Regions from separate parts of the Mus musculus genome. Here region 2 is linked to region 1. Evidence: chromatin contacts called from ENCODE Hi-C or POLR2A ChIA-PET data. All regions are on one chromosome and are shown on one strand. Each heading gives the region's core, a stretch centred on a gene start or an enhancer-like site at or near the end of the contact. The rest is flanking DNA. Distances are from core to core; before and after follow the strand shown.

What was found. Hi-C counts contacts between places; a loop is a spot of excess contacts on that map. ChIA-PET counts read pairs that join two places held with the same protein, here RNA polymerase II (POLR2A).
Region 2: a map of T-helper 17 cell shows a loop between it and region 1 (3-fold over the local background). The contact joins the promoter of Gfi1 here to the enhancer-like site in region 1. A Hi-C loop is called at or near these places in 1 of 37 maps with a recorded cell type or tissue (T-helper 17 cell). POLR2A ChIA-PET finds 5 or more read pairs at or near these places in 1 of 5 experiments (embryonic stem cell).

What each region holds. Positions count from the first base shown.
Region 1 is chr5:107,266,988-107,269,734 of GRCm38, reverse strand. The region is part of intron 1 of Tgfbr3 (transforming growth factor, beta receptor III); the gene reads left to right. Among named protein-coding and RNA genes, the nearest start is that of Tgfbr3, 21 kb to the left of the region's middle. Within about 2 kb of position 1,399, at least 1 of the 3 ENCODE cell types and tissues checked has a DNase peak (open chromatin) inside an H3K27ac peak, as active enhancers do.
Region 2 is chr5:107,722,925-107,725,671 of GRCm38, reverse strand. It overlaps Gfi1 (growth factor independent 1 transcription repressor), which reads left to right and starts at 1,329. Exons shown (of 6, transcript NM_010278.2): 1 at 1,329-1,948; 2 at 2,264-2,449. The coding sequence starts at 1,834. RefSeq lists a promoter at 1,310-1,698.

The sequences.
Region 1 (2,747 bases), core at 150-2,649:
CAGATACACATACAGACACACACCACACACACAGATTGACAGATGCACACATACCACACACAGACAGAGACACACCACACACACAGAGGAACATACACACATGTACACACACAAATATATATAATATATTATATATAGAGACACATATACAACGATACACACAGACAAACACATACACACCACACACACACAGATGGATAAATATACACACACAAATATACATAGACACACACATATACATATACCAGATACACACACACACACACACACACCACACACACAAATTGACAGATGCTCACACACCACACACGGACAGAGACATACCACACACACACACACACACACACACACACACACACACACACGGAGGGACATACACACATCACACACACAAATATACACACACACACACACACAGATACACAGAGACAGACACACACCACACAGACGGACACACAAACACACACAGATAGACACAAACACGCACACACACACACATTCCTTCCTTAGTCTAGGCTTTTCTAAGTAGCTCCTTTGGAGCGTGGGTCTAGATTCGTGGTGCTGTCAAGGATTTGGTTGAGCAGGCTTTCCTCAGCTAATCCCTGTATTTACCCAAATGCTTTGCTGGTTCTCAGGAATGTGCAGCAGCCAGCTCTGATTAATGGTCTCAGAAGTAAACACAGCATGCTCCGAAATCAACAGACTTAGCAAGCGGCACATTCTTCTTTGTTTTTAACCTGTGAGTGCCCCCCCCCCCCTGTTTTCTTCTGCTAATTTGTGGTGCTAAAGGCTCCCATCCCCAGCAGTGGAGCACACTGCTGTGAAGCTTTGGGTGGCGAGCAAAGAGATCACTCTGCAGTCGCCTCCAGATTGTTCCAGGGTCTCAGTGGTTCTACTTACGCACTCACACAGCTCATGAGCCCAAAGAGATTTCATGATGTCAAGGCGGGTCAGCAGCTAAGTGACTATGACAGAACCTCACCTGAAAGAGGAGTTGGTGTTTTCTGGTTTTATTTCAGAGGTACACAATTATGGAGGCCTGGCTCCACCCAGCATTCAGCTGAGGGGCTGGATTCCTGAGTCATGCCACAGCTCTGGTCTGTAGTCTTGGCTGGACATCAGCCAGGTGGGACCCCTGGGATTCCCTTCCTGTCCTCCCAGGCCCTAGAACTCTGTCAGCACACTGGGGAGATTAGACAAAAAAAAAAAAAAAAAAACCCTCGCAGTTTGCTTTCTTTTCGAACACGTTCTCATAAAGAGGGGCTTCAGCTCAAAGAAGCTCCTTCTTTGTTCACCACAGCTGTGTGGAGTCTCAACTTGTCCTGCACTTCCTCGGAGATGTCTCGAGATCCGGAGTGAACTTGCTGTGGTTGCCTTTGGGCATCAAACTGTTTAGCTTGGCTCGATTATATAATAATTATATAATTGCCCAATATTCTTGTCAGCAATTTGCAGGCCGTATTTTTAATAGGGCCATTTGCCTTTCTTTCCATGGTTCCTTCAGGACTGGTGTAAGCTCCTGGATTATTGCAGCGCAGCCCCACAGGCCCTGCACAGATGTGAGCAGAGGTGACGCGCGCCCTGGGCTGCCTGTGGTTATTTGCTCCATAAAAATCCTCCTGTAAACCATCTTCTCAGTGCTCCTTATGGGTCTTTGCTTTAGTAAGATTTCTGTTGGTGTTCGTTGAAATGGTATATTCTTTCAGGGAGATTTCTCTTTATTAACCCGTTTAGGAAATCTAATTTTTGAAGAAAAAAACCTGGAAACAAACTCTCCAGCTTATTAACCCATTTAGGAAATCTAATTTTTGAAGAGGAAAAACGGGAGACAAACTCTCAGTGTTGTTGTCGAGTTCTTAAGCAAACAGACATTTCCATTTATCTGATGGTGAGAGAAAGGCGAGGCTTCCAGGGGTTAGCTGAAGTAAATTTCGTGGCTTTCAAATAAGTTTTCTAACTTGTCAGCATTGCTGGTAACTTTGTTCTCCCTTGACCTTGACTTCTTTCTCCCTGTGGCAATACACAAAACTTGTTGGGCAGGAGCTAAGAATTACATGAATGACCGACCACACTCCGATCTTTTCAGTTATCAGCAAGAAGACCTCAAAGAGAATGGGGTAGTGATCAAAATAGCTGATATTTTTTGATTGATAGCGTATTATATGTGTGGCACCTTATAAACCTGGGTGCGCGCTCTCTCTCTCTCTCTCTCTCTGTGCCTCTCTCTGTCTCTGTCTCTCTTTCTCCCTCTGCATCTCTGTCTCTCTCTCTCACACATACATATATATATTTCAACTGTCTCAAACAAAGCAACAACCTCCCCTCCCCCGATACACATATCAGTCACAAATCTCAGCTAGATGACGGCCACACCTTTAATTCCAGAACTCAGGGGTCAGAGGCAGGTGGATCTCTGTGAGTTTGTGGCCAGCCTGTTCTACAGAGTGAGTACAGACCTACCAGGACTACAGTGAGACCTTGCCTCAAACAAACCACACTCACACACAGACCCAGACACACACAGATCCAGACACACAGAGACCCACTACACACACACACACACACACACACACACGTAAAGCAACAGCAATACAACCTTGACAGAGCTCTAGACAGGAACCAGAAATGGTTAGAAAGAGGCTTCTGGATCACATGGCCCAGGACTGAGTTTTTCTGCAATGTGGCAGAGAGGCAGCAAAGCCCTTTCTCCTTTTTAATATTGGTGAAGAGGTGAAGAGTTGAAATAT
Region 2 (2,747 bases), core at 80-2,579, 460 kb before region 1:
GCCTTGCCTTCAGCTCCCGAATTTCCAGCCTCAGATGACCAGGGGAAGCCTGGCGGGCCGCTGTGCCAGGAGCGTGCCGCCCCGCCCCCTGGACGCCAGCTGCAGCACGAGGTTGCCTTCCCACGCGCTGGGCCTCCTTGCCATCCCCTTACCCCTCCTACCCGGAACCCAGCAAAGCCCTCCGAAGCGTAGGTTTGTGGCCTGGGCGAGGACGCCACCTCTGTGTCTACCCTGTCCCGCGTGGTGCTGACGCGCAGACCCAGCGCGGGACCAGACAGCCCTGCTTCCCACGGGTCCCGTTCTTGGCTATCGCAGGACCGAACCTCATCGAGGCCTCCAGAACTCTTGCCCTGTTTTCTTGCTCTTCATGCTTGCTTTAAGAATTGTCCTCTGGTTGGAGCGTCTGGCTGTACAGACAGGGAGTGCGGGAAAATTAAAGCGCCGGAGCCTGGGTTCTGGGAGCCAAACCCGACCAAGGCGTGTGACTATACATTATGACTGGGAATCTGAAGCAGGAGTCCTTGGGCTCCTTTTAAGTGGGTACAACAGGGTGTGTTCTGTACGCGCTCCTGGGGGGGGGTGGCGAAGAGGCTCGGGTTCCTCAGTCTGAACTGCACGAAGCCCAAAGACCCGGGGCGTGCGCCGGCCTGTGCCCCAGTCTTTGAGCCCGCCGCCGCCGTTCAGCCTCTATTGCCTTGGACCTTGGAGGCAGGCGGATTCGTTTCACCCTAGGCCTCCCTAGGGTCGCCCCCGGAGCGGGCCAGGAGCTGGGACGCAGTCTCAGCCCCGCCTCCTGCAGGGCTCAGGTTTCGACCCGAGATTAGGTGAACTGATTGGGGGTTAAAGAGAGCGACGCCAGCTCTCGGTCATGCTCAGGGACCCTGGCCTCCTGGCCAGGCCTTCTGGCCACTGCTCACTCGTGCGCGCTCCGGTTTCATCTTGCTGGCCCGCGAAGTCGTTGGCACTCATTAAATTTGGGCACCGCGTGTTTGCCAGTAAGCACGCAGTTTAAACTCAACTTCCCTAGGACAAGATTTTTGGTGAGCAGATCAGAAAATAATTCTTTCTGGGACTTAGTTTCTGAAGCAAGGCCTACAGGTCTGGAATGTTTCTCAGTGGTCGCCGTCCTGGCCGGTGCCACACCACTATTCCAGTGGGCGTTTCTCCTGGGACAAGTGTTGGTCCTTTGCCACTCCCACCTCACTTTCCTGTGCCTCTGGCTTCCTGACTTCTGCTCCAGCCACTGCAGCACATAGTCCCTAGGCAAACCAGTCCCTAGTACGCCCCTCTTTCGCTTCTGTTCGTCGCGGGGCTCCTGGAGGTTTTGGCTCCAAGCCCCTTCCGGGTCCCAAACACTGATGCCCCCTGACTGGCTAAACTAAGCCACGCATCCCTGGCGTGAGCCACAACCCAGAAGGGAGCAGGTGGGCTTGCAGGGTTGACTTGGGATAACGGACCAGTTGTGGACTACTGCTCTCAGGAGAGTGATGATCTAGCTTTGGTAGGGAAGGGGAGGGGCTGAGGCGTGGGCAGGGCAGAGCAAAGGGACCAGAGCCAGAGCCTGGGGACAGGTTTTACCACTGAGCTGTTGCAGTGGCGGCGGAGGCCGGGATTCGTGCCACCTGTCCGAGTGCCACCTGGTGAGCGTGGCGCCTGGGTCCAGGCCCCTCCTCCCGCGGCTTCCCTCTCTCCTCCCTGGCCCACACTCTTCCTTGGCCTGGGAACCTACCACAACCGCCATCGGTGCTGACCCTCGTTTCCACCCAATTTTCCCCCTTCTCTCAGAACTCAGAGTATCCGAGGGTCCAAACATTCGTCCAGCGGCTGACCACCATGCCGCGCTCATTCCTGGTCAAGAGCAAGAAGGCGCACAGCTATCACCAGCCGCGTTCTCCGGGGCCGGACTACTCCCTGCGCCTGGAGACCGTGCCTGCGCCGGGCAGAGCAGGTGCGAAGCGCGCAGAGGCCGGGTAGGGCAGCTGCCGAGGACACCGACTCTGCTCCAAGCCACCTCGTTTCCTAGGAATCGGGGGAGGCTATCCTAACGCCCCTCGGGTGCTTTTTTGTTTTTGTTTTTGTTTCCCGGTGCTCAGATTTGCTGAGCTTGCCAGAGATGCCCCTGGCGCTCGCAGTCGGCTCTTGAATTCGGGAGGGAGGGCTCCCGGTTGGGTCAGAGTGGACAGAGGAGGACACGGGCGCCACGGTGGAACCACTTCAGTTCGGCCAGGTTTAGGTTTATTTCTCTCCTGAATCTTTTCCGCAGAGGGCGGCGCTGTGAGTGCAGGCGAGTCGAAAATGGAGCCCCGAGAGCGTTTGTCCCCCGACTCTCAGCTTACCGAGGCTCCCGACAGGGCCTCCGCGTCCCCCAACAGCTGCGAAGGCAGCGTTTGTGACCCCTGCTCCGAGTTCGAGGACTTTTGGAGGCCCCCTTCTCCCTCCGTGTCTCCAGGTAAGCCTTGATTCGAGGTCTTGTGGCAGAGTTCTGGAGTCGCAGCACGGAGGGAAGCCCGCACAAGGGATGCAGAGGGTCGGCCTAGGGATCTGGCTCCTAAGGGAACAGGGTTCAGGGGAGGCATCCAGCTTTTGTGCTGGACACCTTGCCCAAAGTGTCCTCTGCCTCCTTCTAAGTCCCTTAGCTCCAGGCTGGCCCTTAATTCGTTTGCCTGGAACTAACAGGCGAGGTCAAACGAACTGGTCCTTCTCTGGCTGGCATTTCTTTTATGTCCAGAATTCATTGTTTAGAAATT